2 separate regions of the Mus musculus genome follow, and region 2 is linked to region 1. Evidence: chromatin loops called from intact Hi-C (ENCODE). Cell type or tissue: heart. All regions are shown on one strand.

What was found. Hi-C counts contacts between places; a loop is a spot of excess contacts. Peaks named below come from ENCODE experiments on the same cell type or tissue, not always from the same donor. Only the 100,000 strongest peaks of a DNase experiment are listed, where the experiment ranks them.
Region 2: it touches region 1 in a loop (2.3-fold over the local background); 3 of 42 quality-filtered maps call a loop at or near these places.

Annotation. Positions count from the first base shown.
Region 1 is chr2:113,803,462-113,811,461 of GRCm38, forward strand. All of the region lies in intron 2 of Scg5 (secretogranin V), which reads right to left. Among named protein-coding and RNA genes, the nearest start is that of Scg5, 22 kb to the right of the region's middle. In heart, a CTCF peak has its summit at 4,423 (motif pointing left); no DNase peak of the experiment used is centred here.
Region 2 is chr2:113,651,810-113,659,809 of GRCm38, forward strand. The region is part of intron 16 of Fmn1 (formin 1); the gene reads left to right. Among named protein-coding and RNA genes, the nearest start is that of 4930533B01Rik, 53 kb to the right of the region's middle. In heart, no CTCF peak of the experiment used is centred here; DNase peaks (open chromatin) are centred at 2,442, 3,052 and 4,282; H3K27ac peaks cover 208 bases.

The DNA.
Region 1 (8,000 bases):
GGACTTAGGAGCGTCCCACCCCACCATCCTAAGCAAAGCCTCACCTAGGTTACCGAGGGGCACCAACCACAGTCTGGGCAAGTTTCAGTCTATTTGGAATAGTATACTGCAACACCACCTGATAGCAATAGAACGTAAACCTTACATATAATTGAAAGTTGTCTGATAGCTTCACTTCAGAAAGCAAAAAGAAGCAGGGGAAACTAAATTTCAATAAGTTCATTTTAATCTATCTCAGTCTATCCAAATTGCTGTTATTTTAACATACTGTTGATATTAAAGAAGAAAAGAAAAGGAAAGAAAAGAAAAGAAAAGAAAAGAAAAGAAAAGAAAAGAAAAGAAAAGAAAAGAAAAAAGACCTACTATTGGGATGTTTTACACTCTTTTCTCACACTATCCACAGCATATTCTGTGTAGTTTGTACTTAGGGAGTCTGGCAATTTAAGTGACCCATCTGGCACCTGCCTAGGAGCCATATGGGGCTGGTGACCCACGTGTGGAGCAGGCAGGCATGCAAGGAACACTGCTGTGGGCTCTGAAAGGCACAGCCTCTGTAGTCTGACTGCTTGAGTTTGAGTCTTGGCTCCATCAAACTGGCTGTATGACCTCTTCTGTAAAGAGAAGACACTAAAAATACCAACATTTGTGGGATGACATCAGGATAAAATAAAATATTCTTCTTAAGGCCTTTTGTATGAATTCTGGCCAATACTAAATGTTTAATAAAGGTCAGCTGTGGTTATCATTTTATAACGTGTAGGACATGTACAACGTACAACCTTATGTGACAAATGCTCTCAACTCTTTGAATACTAGTGTCCTTCTCTATAAACAGGTGATATTAACTACATACTTATTCCATGTCCATTTTATTTCCCCCCAGACTCAGGTATGGATGAAGAAATAACTAAATACATGATAAGCAGACACGAAAGTAAATAAATATGCCTGGACAATGGCAAACTGCAGCGTGACAGAGTATCTATGTAGGAGACAAGTATCCAGAAGGTTCCACTCTGTCTCTACTAGCATCTTTTACCATCTGCCTACTGGAAAATACCTAACAGAAAGCAGAGTTGCTTTCTATAGGCTGATGCACAGGTTGTTTGCATTATATGGGGTATGGTTGAGGTTTTAGAGTTATTCAATATTACTGTGAGTATTGACATATGAATGTGTGTATGTATAACGTCTCTGTGGACTCTGTTTCCTTCTTCCAAATTCATATGGGTCCTGAGGATCAAACACAGGTCTCCTGGCTTGCACAGCAATATGCTTTACCTGCTGAGCCACTTCATGGGCCCTTGTAGTTATTGTTTTTAAAGCAATAGTTTTGCCTCATTCCCCAAGACCAACTAATTATTATAAGATTCAAAATCCCTATTGAACGTGGCTTTTTCTGCTTTTCTATAGAGAGGATTTCTTAATGGCTCATACAGGATGGATTTGTTAAGTTTTAGAATTACCCAGGAAGTACTCCTGAAGATGTCTACAATCTGCATGTCAAAACAGAGAATGATACCCAAGTGATGGGATTGGTCACAGCACCAGAAATGGACATGTGCACCTCAGAACCACAGGCTCTGGGGCCCTCTGGGTTGCCCTTCATGGAGATGTTGTGAGTCCTCTGTAGTTTCCAAGCTCCTCTCCACCCCCGTGCTCATTTCTGAGGAACACCAAATCTGGCATCCAAGCTGATGCATCTGCAATGGCCAGACACATGGTCCCTTGTCAGGTCTCCCTGCCATCCGAGGGCATCTGAGGAAAGGAAACCAGCACTGCAGCATTTACCTAATGGGACTCCACTCCACAATTCTGACTGCCCTCTTCCTCACAGAAACTCAGCAGAGCCAGACCCAACAATGAAAAGGAATGAGGCAAATAACCAAGTTCTCCTGAGCCTGGAATTATCTCTACTCCCAAGTTGTACCATTTGGAAAGCGGCAGACAACAGGGTAGAAACAAAGGAAGAAAGTCTAATGCTGAGGTCACCACTTAACAGAATGGGTGAACGTGTTGTTTTCTAGAATGATGTTGGGACAGATTACTGGGTGTGCATTTGTCCTATTATTTCAGGGACATCAGGCACACTTTGAGGAAAGGCCACCCTGGTCATACATCTTCCTTCTGTTCACTTCAGGACAGTGATGTGGACTTAAGGGACTCCACCCGTGACACAGAACTTCAAAAATTTGTGTAAATCTTGAGCCTGTTCTCACCCCTCAATGCTAAATGGCTTTATCCATGCTGATCTCCCCTTTGGACAAAGCACTCAGAAGAAGAATAACTGTGAAAGATTCTCCGAGAACAAACTGAGACGTGGGTAGCTGGGAAGGAAGCTGGCCTCACCCTCTACCTGGGCTTCAGTACCACACATCCTGAGTGAGGCAGCCCTTTCCAGACCTCATTGCTCTCTTTGGTATTCCTCACATGGAACACGTGTTCAGTACCCGTCTATTTCTAGGGCTGTCTTTATTCCATGAGAGAAGAGGGTTATGAAATACTTCCCAGTATACCAGCTGTCGTTTCTACAAACAGGTCTATTCCAGTCTACAAAGTCCTAGCAGTAGTCTGACAGGGAAGTTGAATGCAGTCCCTCATTGCATGCACAATGAGTGTGGCTATTTCAAAGGCCTTGCAGCCATTACCATTATTTTCCAATTGCATGTGCATGGGTGTTTTGACTTCATGCAGTCTATACATCATGCGTCTGTCTGATGCCTGTGGAGTTCAGAAAAGGGCACTGGGTTCCCTGGATCTGTAATTAGAGAGAGTTGTAAGGTGTCATGTGGGTGCTCAGAATCCAACCTTGGTCCTCTGGAATAGCAGTCAGTGTTCTTAACCACTGAGCCATCTGTTCCAGCCCTTTTGAAATATGAGTTTGTATTGCTTTTCTTAACACGGGTTTCCAAGTTGCACAAGACTCAGGCCCCGAGGAACTTGACGCTGCTCTCTGATGTTCCTACAGTCATCGATGATTTCTTCAGATGCCATTATTTCAACTCAGACCCATTCAGCACAAATATTTACAGATCCACTAGGTCTGTAGCCATGGAGAAATGAGAACTCAATTCTGAAAAGTTAGAGTGATTGGATCTGATTCTTTTGATCCCAAGGAAGGGAGTGGGAAAAGGGTGGGCAAAGGAAGAAAAGAGGAAGCAGAGAGCCGTGCCTCCCAGATCCACAGTTGACCTTCCATCAACAGCTGTCATAGGCCCTCCTTCAGCAAAGAATGTCAGCTCTTCAGACTCAATTTTCTATGAAACGCGCGTGGTGGGTGGATAGGAAGTTCCCAGACGTCCCACTCTGACCCTTGATTCTGTCGCATGCATCGGTTTGCTTTATTGTGGCACTTCTCACTGGAGTCTCAGAACAGCCTCGGGCACCAGCCAGTGGAATTTTCTGGTGAGCCTCAGGCATCAGACTGAGCACTCTTCCTGCTACGCTGGGCTGAGATCCTTGCCAGCCGAGCAGTAAGTCAGGCTGATGTCATTAGTTTTGATGGCCTTCAGATATGTCCTGTTGTCAGGCTAAGTCAAGGAGGAGCGCTTGATAGTAAGCAGCGTCTCGGCCTGCTCAGGGACAGGGGCTGAAGCTGGAGTTGGCACCGCGGCTCACAGGGAAAGGCTTTCTTTCTCTGATGCCTCCATTTAAAACCTGGCTTTTTCCCCCCTCCAGATTGAGCCCCCCACTGCTGCCAGCTCGGTTGTCAGGGGGTCAGAGTTACTAATAAACAAGCGTCACCAGTTGTAGATACCCAGGGCACCAAACCCAAGCTGCTGGGAGGCCTGGGGCCCAGAAATCTTCCATCCTAGCATTCCCGGCTAAACAGTGAAGAACCATCATATTAAAAGGTCACTGTTTCAAGCAGACCTGAAAGTGCCCCTGTCTCCTGCCAGGAAGCCAGATGGGGCAGCACTGTCAGCCTAAAGCAACCAAATCCACATCACAAAGAACACCTACTGGAGGTTCCAGGTATGTAAAGTCACTGTGAAAGTAGGCCCAGGGGTAGAATTGAGATTAGTCAGTGCTCTTCCAGTACTGGGAAAGGGGAGAGGAGGTGGGAGAGATGGCAGGGATGAAAAAAGAGATAAAGTTCCTTTCTGAGATGATAAAAAATATTCTAAAATGGATTGCTGTGACACGAATACACAGAAAACCATGAAACTGTACAGTTTATTAGGCAACTGTGTAAAGCACAGCTGTCACATATTTTAAGCAAAAACAGGAATGGCCCTGACCACATACAAACGCATCGGGCCCACTCATGGTCACTGTCAGGTTAACTACAAACCCGACCAGTGGTGTTCTATGCAGGAAAGAGCTCTCAAGGATCTTCACTTAGCCCAGCTCAGGACCCTGGGTCAAGTAATAGCCTCCTACTCGCCAGAGCAATGATTCTATTCTGAGCCAATGGCGCCGCCTGGTGGCCATCACACAATTAATTCCCCGTCTTCTCCCGAATTTTCACTCCAATATTTCTCTACTTGTACTAAAAATCTTAGAAAAACTTTTGCTGCAAGTCTGATTGTGAAAACTCAAGGTTCTATGAAAGAGTCAGTCAGGCGCAATTACAGCTGGTGAAGAAGGAATGCATCTTGTTAACAAACACTTCAAAGAATAAGAAAAACACAGGGACGGAAAGATGTGCAGGTTTGTAGATCACGAAATAAATACTAATTAAAACATTAAGGTGCCGGGCGTTGGTGGTACACGCCTTTAATCCCAGCACTTGGGAGGCAGAGGCAGGCGAATTTCTGAGTTCGAGGTCAGCCTGGTCTGCAAAGTGAGTTCCAGGACAGCCAGGGCTATACAGAGAAACCCTGTCTCGAAAAACCAAAAAAAAAAAAAAAAAAAAAAAAGAAAAAAAAAAAAGTAAAGAAAAGAAAAAAAGAAAAAACATTAAGATACCAGTTTTACCTTTCAAGGAGTTTTTAAAGGGCAGTTGTCATAGAAGACAAATGGAAACGCTGTCCATGAGTAGAGTAGAGGGAGAGAGGGAAGGAGGAGATGGAAGAAGAGAGAAACACTGCAGCCATTGGTTAAACAGTTGAGAGCAACTTGACAGTAGTTGAGGAAATAGAACCTAAAAATATATAGAGTTTGGTCAAATTATTCTTTTCCCTGAAATGCACACCCTAGGAAATTTATCAGGTGTCTACATGAAGGGTCATGTGCATATATAGTCAGTAAGGAAATATTTATGAAAATAATAAATTGGAAAAACTCTAAGTGCCCACCACTTGGGGGATGTTTGCACTGTGTATATTTGTATAAGAGGATGTGATGCAGTTACTAAAAATCATGACATTAACTTGTTAGGATATAGAATATTTTGCTGGAATATTACCTACGAAATACAGACAAACACTATTTATGAAGGTGGGAGAGATGGCTCAGTGGTCAAGAGCATTTACTGTTCTTACAGAGGACCTGAGTTTGGTTCCCAGCACCCACAACAGGAAGCGCACAACCTCCTGTGATGACCACTGCAAGGAAGATGACCATGTCTTCTGGCCTCTGCACTCACGTGCGTACAGCCCCCAGCAATCTCCCCACAGATAACTGTAAAAACCTTTATTTGAAGTGTTATTTTCAAGGCTATCCATTAGAGGAAATTACCAAAGTAAAAGGGCCCTAAACACACACACACACACACATACAAGTATGCACACACACAGGATAAATACATAAACTAAATAGATGTCAAACATGGAACCTTCTAAGTGGTAAGACTATAAATAATCTTTAACATTTTGTACTAATGATTCACAATGCTTTTATTACTTTCATATTTAAAAAGGTTTAAACATAATTAGAGTCCTTAAAGTTACTTCCCAAATTTTGTTTTGAATATGCAAGGGTAAGAAAAAGACAGATAGGAGAAGGAAGAGATGAAAAGGAAGGAGAGATATATGTACATACATATATAGACACACACACACACATAATGTATATACGTACACATACATCACATCATATGTATGTGCATACACACACATATATATACACTCGCACATATACATTGCAGAGAACTAAATTTCAACAGAAGATCTTAACCTGCTAGGAACATTTAAAATCACCTGAAGATGTTTTGAGCTGTCCCATTGGGGAAAATCTACTGCCCTCTAATGGGCAGAGGCTAGGGATGTGGACCGTCAACGGGAAATGCTGCAGCCTAGGTATCAACAGTGGTGAGGGTGCAAATTCTGCTCTAGATTCAAATACAAGTGAGCCAAATCTAGATTCTATGTCCTAAGCCTGTCTTTGCACACTGCTCAACCACTTCCACTGCAAAACAGAACATAGGATTTATGAAGACAAAAATTGTAATAAATAACATACTGGGCCACGGTAGACACAAAATGGGGATTATTTCCCTTCTACTAGAACATTTCCCTTTGAATAAGTATTTTACAGATCTGTTTTTACCCTTCATGTGGAGACTCTATCTATGTCCAGTATTTAAGAAACATAAGCTGTTATTAGACGCGTTCTCACGACCGGCCAGGAAGAACACCACAGACCAGAATCTTCTGCGGCAAAACTTTATTGCTTACATCTTCAGGAGCCAGAGTGCAAGAAGCAAGAGAGCAAGAAGCAAGAGAGAGAGAAAACGAAACCCCGTCCCTCTTAAGGAGCATTCTCCTTCGCCTCGGACGTGTCACTCCCTGATTGGCTGCAGCCCATCGGCCGAGTTGACGTCACGGGGAAGGCAGAGCACAAGTAGTCATAAGATACCCTTGGCACATGCGCAGATTATTTGTTTACCACTTAGAACACAGCTGTCAGCGCCATCTTGTAACGGCGAATGTGGGGGCGGCTCCCAACATCTCCCCCTTTTTCTTTTAATAAGAGCAAATAGGCCACCCATATTAATGAGAGTGGAGATAGAGGTCAAATCCCCAGTGTGTAGGTAAAGGAGCCATGTACAGGATTAGCTCTTAGGCTTACAGGCTTTTACCCAGAGCAACCCTGACCTGCTCCCGTGTCGTTTTGCCTGGGGGAAGGGAACTAGGACACTGAACCTTCATGAAAGATGACATGTCTCCCTAGAATAGGCTCATATATGCCGCAGAGCCTTTCCATTGCAGTGCTTAGCCTTGCAACTCTCTCGGGCTGCTGAAGCACACTCACTCTATCCCGTGCAATGAGTCTAGCCTCATGGGATATAAGAGCTGAGTGGCCAGCGACCTATTGCCTAAGCATAGATAACCATATATCAGGGGGAGCTCCATGTTCTAGTCCTGCAAGCGCCTGGGCAATAACCACCTTGTCTCTCCTAGTTTGGGCCTTAAGCTTACAGACCAAATCAAAGAAGCAACACTAATCCACAGCAAAGTGTATCTCCAAATAATATTAATCCCACCCATTTTTTAAAGAAAGAAAATGCTGAGGAGATCCAATTGGGTAATCCTTTGGTCAGGGACAGGTCCAAGCGCGTGGAGTTGACCTGAAGTCTCAATTCCCGAAGGATCTGTTCAAATTCAGCCATCCAATTCTGTAACATATACTGAAAAAGACTTTTTGACAAATTAGCTGCCCTAGTAAATTTCTCATACTGAATGGAAACAACACACAATCCCGGAAACTTTTGTTCACATCCCTGCTGAGTTATTTGTCATAATACATCTAGTTGTATCTGGACAAGATCTATGAGTTGATTAACCAGCATGAGACCTCTCTGTATCTTGACATTAGCTGAGGCCTGTTCATCTATGACTGTAGTCACTGAGGCTGACAAAGTGTTAATGGTGTCAGTCGTCTGGACCTGTCCAGACAGAGCCAAGGCTGTCTGAATTAAGGCCAAACCCAGTTCCTAGTTAGTGGTAAAAAAGCAGGAGAATACATCACCGTCATTGGGAGTGGAAATGTCGACATTATCCCCCAACGCTGCTCTCTCTTTATTATTGACGCCCTGGACATCACCAAGATGAGGGACATTAGTATTCCCTTGGTCAGTCTGGACCTCTCGGGTGAGTCTTTCTGGTACCCAAAAT
Region 2 (8,000 bases), 150 kb before region 1:
GTAAAGAGAATTTAGACATAGACTTACGAATAGTTTTTGTAGACATAGCAGGAAATTATGATCATGTGGGACTGAATGTGTCATTTGTACTTAAATTTGTTCTCCCTGTGAGTCTTGTAGATAACATTGTTTTTTGTAAGCTGTGAGAGATCAGAAAATAATCCCAGCAGATTATACTGCTGCCCACAGGCTCTCAGACGCTCTCTCCGATTGGAATGGAGCCAGTAGAGTGTGCAGAGAGAGTTAAGGGCCATTTTCAAATCCATGTTGGAAAAATTCTCAATTTTTACTTCATATATCAATTTACTGTTCCTGAAAATATAGATAAGTAACCAGGATGTGGAATTTATATTAAAGTTCATGGATTCTGATTACATGTTCCAGGTGTGTGAGGTTAACACAGCACCTGTCTTAATTTAAAATGATGAATTTACCCCCTTGTGGGGCCTCTCCTCCAGGATCACACCACATATTCGCTGATATTAAAATACCATATATCTCTGTGTTACATTTATTTCTCAAAAGTATTGAGTGGACAGCATCCAAGAGACACCTAAATATAAGTGAGCTACAAAATGTGGCTCTTGTTTGCTCCAGTCTGTGACAATATAATATAAATGTGGCTCTTGTTTGCTCCAGTCTGTGACAGTATAAAGGAAAGATCAGAACATTGCCAGGAGATGGGGGTGGGACAAACAAAACATCTACAGAAATGGTCCCCAGACTTCCTAAATCTGCGGGGACCCTTTAATATAGTTCCTCATGGTATGGTGACCCCTCCAACCATAAAATAAGTTTTGTGGCTATCTCATAGCTGTAATTTTGCTACTGTTAGGAATTTTAATATATATATCTGATATGTCATCCTCAAAGGGGTCATGACCCACAGATTGAGAACCACCGATCTAAAGTACTACATAAGGACCTGAAGAAAGCCAGTGGGTACATGAACTGATACATGGCCACTGTTGGTTTGTATTAAGAGTTTATTCCTGTGTGTAAATCTGTCTTTGAGCCACAGTTTTGTATAACAAGAAAATTTTACATTGTGTGACTTTCTGCGTCTACCTTCCAAAGACTAGAGACAGCAGTGCTGGGGCACATTTCCTTCTTTGGATAACTATCTCACAAGCTGTTTGGGCTTAATGCACTGAGGTCTCCTTCTTTCTGGTATTCCTTTTTTTTTTTTTTTTTCTTGTCCAGAATTCCTCAGTGTGTGGTTGCTCTTTCCTCTCTGGGACTGGGAGATTGTGGACCTGTGCTGTTTTGTACATCCCTCATATAGGTGCCCTGACCATGCTTCTCCTCTCAAGCATCTTCTCCAGCCTTCCAGCCGCCCTCCATAATTCCTCAGTGTGAGGTTGCTCTTCCCTCTCTGGGACTGGGAGACTGTGGGCCTGTGCTGTTTTGTACATCTCTCACATAGGTGCCGTCCAGTCCACCACCAAGCAATGATAAGTGCCTTAGCGGTTGCTAAAACAGCCAATCCCCAAGACAATACCTTTGCACACTCGATTCAAAATGCCATGCACACAGCGACCCTGTCCGGGAAGAAATGGATTGAGCCAGTGGTGCACCACTGGGATGTGCAGAAATCAGACATATCCACCATGCTGCTGCTATCATTGGTATACTGTCATTAAGTTGCTCAGACCAGATAACTCCACTGTTCTCATAATGATCTGGTAAGAACATTTCCTCTTGCTACCAGCTCCTCTAATAGCAGAGTCTGAGCCACAGCACACATGCTGCGGGCTAGAGACAAGGGCACAGTAGATATAGGCAGCAGGCTGGGATGACGGGGGCTGCCGAATTGCTGAGTTTCCTCTGCAGACCTTAGGCTCCTACTCACCCAATTCCACATCTCAGGGATGTGATCTTTCCAGCCCGGGTGGAGCAGGTAAGCAATGCTAGACTTTCTTCAATGGAGTTTATTACATGTCTCCTTATATCCACTATGTGTCTCTCTAGATGCCTAGAGATAAATATCTGAAATCGGGTTTGTATTGTCTTCTTTGTACAGCTCTCCCTGACATCAAGTAGCTTGTCCATAGTATGCTTGCAATGCGTTCTGGATGATTAGACGCAAATCATCCAGGGCCCGCTTTGTTTCATCCTCCTCCAGGGCTAGACTGCTGTGCGTTAGCCCGTCCTGTATGGCAGCAGGGAGCTAATTATTGCCATGCTCAACAATTTTGAGTAGAAATAGATGTGTTTTCCTCTCTCCGGAGAACAGGGCTTGTTTGTGACAAACACAAGGTCTTGCTGTGTAGCCCAGGCCAGCCTTGTGTTTATGATCCTCCTGCATCAATCTCCCCTCTCCACCCCCCCAAGCTTGGCTTACAGATAATGTCACCACTCACTAGAGGAATAGAGTCTTGAGCAAATCCTCACAACCCTATTACAGGGACTCTGATAGGTGCCAGTCGTCACTGACTTCTGCACATGGTGAAGGGAAAGGTACTTCCTTATGTTGGTAAGTAGGGAAGCAGAAGCAGTTTTGAGAGTTACCGGTCAGTAACCGTAAGCAGGGACGGTGGCCCTTCGCTTGGGAAGGTCTCTGCTGTGGAGTTTGAGGGGCTTCAAGTCCTCATCCTCAGGTAGGCTACTGTCTTCTGTTAAGGAGCAATAGAAATGTAAACTGTTGTACAGTGTAGCAAAAGACAGTAAGGTGCAACTCAAGTCTAAAACAGGCCAGAAACTCACTGAAACAGAATCAGTCTCGCTGCCAAAACCAGGAGGCTGGCATGGTGTTGACACTTGCCATTTTGACTCGTTCATCTGAATATCTGGAAATGGCCTGACTTGGAGTGGAGGTCCAGCTCTGTGCCTGAGTGGCAGGGTGGGTGACTAGGATGCCAAAAGCTGTGGAAAGGAAGCCTTTGTGGGAGGCCAGCTGCTTGCACCAATCTCTGCTTGGCTTGCTGGTCGAAAGCTTTGATCTCAAGGCCCTTTCCCATGAGACATCTTCCCTTTCCTCTTGTCACATATGCAGCACCCCTCACCCACTACACACACCCTGGTTTGGTCCAGTTCCAAGGGAAATGAGCTGTTTGTCCAGTCACCGTCTCCGGGCTGTATAAACAAGCAGATGGGCAATCAGCACCCTTCTCAGGCCTTGGACCGCTCGGCTGCTTGCACAAATGGGGACTCATCACTCAATTTTTGGACTGTAGTCGCACAAGCATGAGATAATGGGGACGGCTCAGCTTTCGAGATCTCTTCATGCTGTTTAGATTTCAGTCTCCGTGTCAAAAATCTATTGTTCAAAGCAGCTTTGGCAGCAGCAGCCGCTGCCCTTCCACTCATTTGGAAAAATAATAATTCAGACCCTGTTGCCTTGATTTCTCTTTCCTTACTAAACGAAGTCTTAGCAAGCAGAAAATGGACTCCTTCCCACAAAAGAGGGTTATTATTTTTTTTGAAAATACATAGAGGATATCTTCCCTTAATTATCCAAATATTAATAGGGCCGGTCATCTAGCTAACAACGGTTTGTTTTGTTTCTCACTTTAAGGGCCTTGGATATTGCGGTAGCCTGGGGAAGAGTGGGGCAGTCTAGAGACTTGTCACCTCAGGGCTGCTGTCATTCTTGTCACCTGAGCATTTCAATGTGGGCACTGGTCTTGTTTCTTCTGATTCACGGAGGCTTTATGGGGGATTCTCCCTAACTGCCCCTGTCTCCTCAGAACTCAGGCTTCCTGCAGCTCTGGCTCTTGTCAGTGCAAGCTGCCCTGCTGTCTCACCCTTGCTCCTCCTGCAGGCACCCGTAGATATCAGGCTTGCTTGGGTTCCTGTCTTCTTGCCTTCCTGTGATTCTTTTCTCCATTACTTCAGTCATCTCTTTCCCCCCTCACAGTCTCCTCTTTTCTTAGTCTCCTCCCTCTCCCCTTCTCCCCCTCTCCCCCTCTCTCCCTCTCTTCCTCTCTCCCTTTCCCCGTTCCCCTCTCTCCTCTCCCTCTCCCTTTCCTTCCCCCTCCTCCTTTCTCCCCCTTCCCCTTTGTTTTCAGTTCCCTGTGTTTTACTCTTCATAGTTTTTCAGTTTGGATTTCTGTCACTCTGGACAGTCTGGTGTGTTCAAACTCCCTCCCTCTCCTCCTCATCGCCCCCCCCCCCCCCATTGCTTTTCTGTTGGTTTTCATTTCTTCCCCAACCCTTCACCTTAGATTCCTAAAAACTCTGAAGTTTTTCAGCCTGGAAGTGTCGCTTGGACAGTGTCACTCTGATGAGGCAAGAGCACGTGGCATAGTGGTTACCTTCTTCCTCCTAGTCTGCCCTGATGAAGCCATCTGCTCATGGGGCAGGGCATCAACAGAGAGGACATCCTGTTCTCTGTGACTGGCAACTATTACTTTTGATTTGCTAATTCAGCATTTAGATTGTCTAAGGCCTAAAGGAAAAAAAACGATGTGAATGCTTGTCTCAGGGACTACACAGCTGCCATAAGTCTTACCCAGCTTGTGAGCAGTGTTTGCTCTCAGTGACCACCTCAGGCATTAGAATAGTTTCCCTCAGCTCAAGGCTGGCACCATGCTTACTTGTCCTCTGGCTGTCCGTCTTTTTAATCTGGAAACGAGGCAGAGCTTCTGGGCTTTCTCCCAGAGCTCTGTCTAGCTTGGCTCACCTGCCAGCACATCCCTTTGTGGCCTTTATTTCAGTGACTATCAAATTTATATCTCTAACGCATACATCTCTAGGAAACCCAGGTTTGTATATCCAACTGCCAATTAAATACCTCAAACTCGGCATCCCAAACCAAACTCTGACTTCCTCACTTCACCCTTTGGGCTGCCATCTGTCATCTGCTCAGAAGTGGAAGTGCCCTTCCTTGAAACGCTAAAGCTGAAGTCTTGGAAAGTCTTTAACTTTTCTCTCTCTCCCACCACAGCCAGTCTGTTATTGTTTCTATTATCACACCGGCTCTAGCACCACCCTTTCTCAAATGCACTTGTCCTGCCCATCTTTAAAAACTCATGTCAGATTGTTACTCATTTTCTAGAGTCCTCTGGCAAGTCATCTTTTTAATCCTAAGATTCAGAGTCTGGTAAAACCTGCAAGCCCTGCCTACACCACAGCTGTCCTCAGCTTTCACTCCCTTCCCCTCCTTGCCTAGGTCTCTGCCCTCTCCTATCTCCTCATGCTCCCTGGTCTGTTATGGGACCTCCTGCTGGGTCCTCTTCTGTCCAGAGAGAACTTTCCCAAGACATCCACAGGACCCCGTCCTCTACTACATTCCAGTCTTTTCTTAGATATGTCAGAGACAGCTAAGTATCTTAATCAGTTTGGTTTACTTATAAGAGAAGACCTTAGCCTGAGTAATTTATAAACAAATAACATTTCTTGTGATCCCTAGAAAATCCAAGACAAGGTGTCCCTAATGTCCTGAGGTTGTCCTTCCTCAGAGGCTGCGCCTCCTTAATGGTGGTCTCATGTGGTGAAGAGGGACAAATAAGGGCACTAAGCTCACCCATGAGCGTTGAACAACATCACAGCCCACCCCATGATATCACATCAGAAATTATGCTCAACATATAAATGTTGATAGAGTAAAGGAATTCAGAACATGACAGCAGCACCCTATATAATAGCTATATAAAGTTCAGCACCCTACATAATGCTAATAGAAAGAAGCTTGTCTGGTAACCCTAATTGTTTCTTTCTCTCTCTTCTCCATTTTACATAGCTTCTTAATATTTATCTTCACATGAAATACTATGCATTTGCTTTATGTTTCCATCTGGCCCTTTTAGAAAACAAAAACAAAAATATGTATTTGAAGGAGAGATTCTATTTCACTCATGGTTCACAGTAAGCATGCCGTTAGTATGTTTTCATTGAGGAGCAGAGGAGGTGCAATCAGGAAATAGCTTGTACCAGAAATGGAAATCAGCAAGGAAGTGAATTAGAAGCTGAGTGTTGATGTTTGGAAAATGAGGACTCTTTACAGGGACTCAGAGTAACGTTGTGGATGGCGTGAAGCGTGGAATGCATAGTATGTAAGGTTCACTATGTCTGGGGCATTAGGTACTCTGGGTCATATCTTTTAGGGCTCTGGGCTAGGAAGCCATTTACTTATAGTCATGTTACCCTGAGTATTCAGGAGTCCCATGGAATAGTTATCTAACTAAGTCAGATTTCTGATGGGCCAATGCCATATCCAGACATGGGACAGTGTGTAAGGCTGTTGGCAAATACGTAATTAATGCACAGCCACCTGCAGGATCAGCATGGGAGTTTGTGAAGGAGAGACAGGGTTTTGGGGAGGCATAAGGAGGCAGTGGACATTGAATCAATTGGCAGGGATAGTTATTCTCCATCAAGATATTCTCCTAAAATTATAAGTTTAGGAATCATATTCTGCATCAAGATCCAGGAGCTTCTGAGCTCTCTGGGGTTTGGTCCTTCTCATCGACTGTTTCTGGCCTTTCAGTGAATGCTATGTTGTCTTTAGCATCTACTGAACCTCTCAGTAACTGAATTCTTTGGGACTCAGTTTTATTACGTACTGAAATGCTGAAGGGAAGTCTTCTACTGTGCTCTATGTGTCTGTATTAGAAATTAACATTGGGAAATCCAAGAAGTAATGAGAAATGGGAAAAAGTTCCTAGGTTGTGGCAAGTCCAGGTGGACCCAAGGGTCTATGTTTTACTTTTTTGTGGGGGTAGGGGGGACCATTAAAGATTTTAACAGGACAATGGTATGATGAGCACTGTAGAATAAAAAGATACTGGCCATGGTATACACATGAAGCTAGAGGCAGGAGGGATAGTAGATAAAAGAATTAGAATTTAAGAGGAAATGGGATAATAGAAGGGAAAGGTGATCAGGATATAAACTGGGGTGTATTTTACAGGACACAAGCATTGGAAAGGTGAGCATGGTGTCCTTGCAGGCTACACACAATTGTCATAAAGGTGACATCCCTGCTCACCTGTCCTCGCTGCTGTATTCACTCCCCAGTCCCAACCACGTGGTATTCCGGAGCTGACTGCATGTCGAAATGATGAACAGTGGACATTGGGTGTGGTAGAAGGGGGTGAAAATAGCTCCCTGAGCTTCACTTACTGAAAGCATAGAATAAAGGCCAAAATAATAAAGCTGAAGTTAGATTATGGATTGTTGCTATAAGTTACACTAATGGCCAGTCACAGAGGAGAAAGCATGGGTCTCCTGAATGAGCAGCATGAAGCACAGAGCATGCAAAGCTCTGATTTCCTCAAGTTTGCGAGCTTTACCCTCTCCCTTCCTGCTTTGCACCAGACACTTACCATTAAGAGTGCTCCTTGCCCTTTCTAATTCGTTGAAGAATTGAGTTGGAATTTTGATGGGGATTGCATTGAATCTGTAGATTGCTTTTGGCAAGATAGCCATTTTTACTCTATTGATCCTGCCAATCCATGAGCATGGGATATCTTTCCATCTTCTGAAATCTTCTTTAATTTCTTTCTTCAGAGACTTGAAGTTCTTATCATACAGATCTTTCACTTCCTTAGAGTCAAGCCAAGATATTTTATATTATTTGTGACTATTGAGAAGGGTGTTGTTTCCCTAATTTCTTTCTCAGCCTGTTTATCCTTTGTGTACAGAAAGGCCATTGACTTGTTTGAGTTAATTGTATATCCAGCTACTTCATTGAAGCTGTTTATCAGGCTTAGGAGTTCTCTGGTGGAATTTTTAGGGTCACTTATATATACTATCATATCATCTGCAAAAAGTGATATTTTGACTTCATCTTTTCCAATTTGTATCCCCTTGATCTCCTTTTGTTGTCGAATTGCTCTGGCTAGGACTTCAAGTACAATGTTGAATAGGTAGGGAGAGAGTGGGCAGGCTTGTCTAGTCCCTGATTTTAGTGGGATTGCTTCAAGCTTCTCACCATTTACTTTGATGTTGGCTACTGGTTTGCTGTAGATTGCTTTTATCATGTTTAGGTATGGGCCTTGAATTCCTGATCTTTCCAAGACTTTTATCAGGAATGGGTGTTGGATTTTGTCGAATGC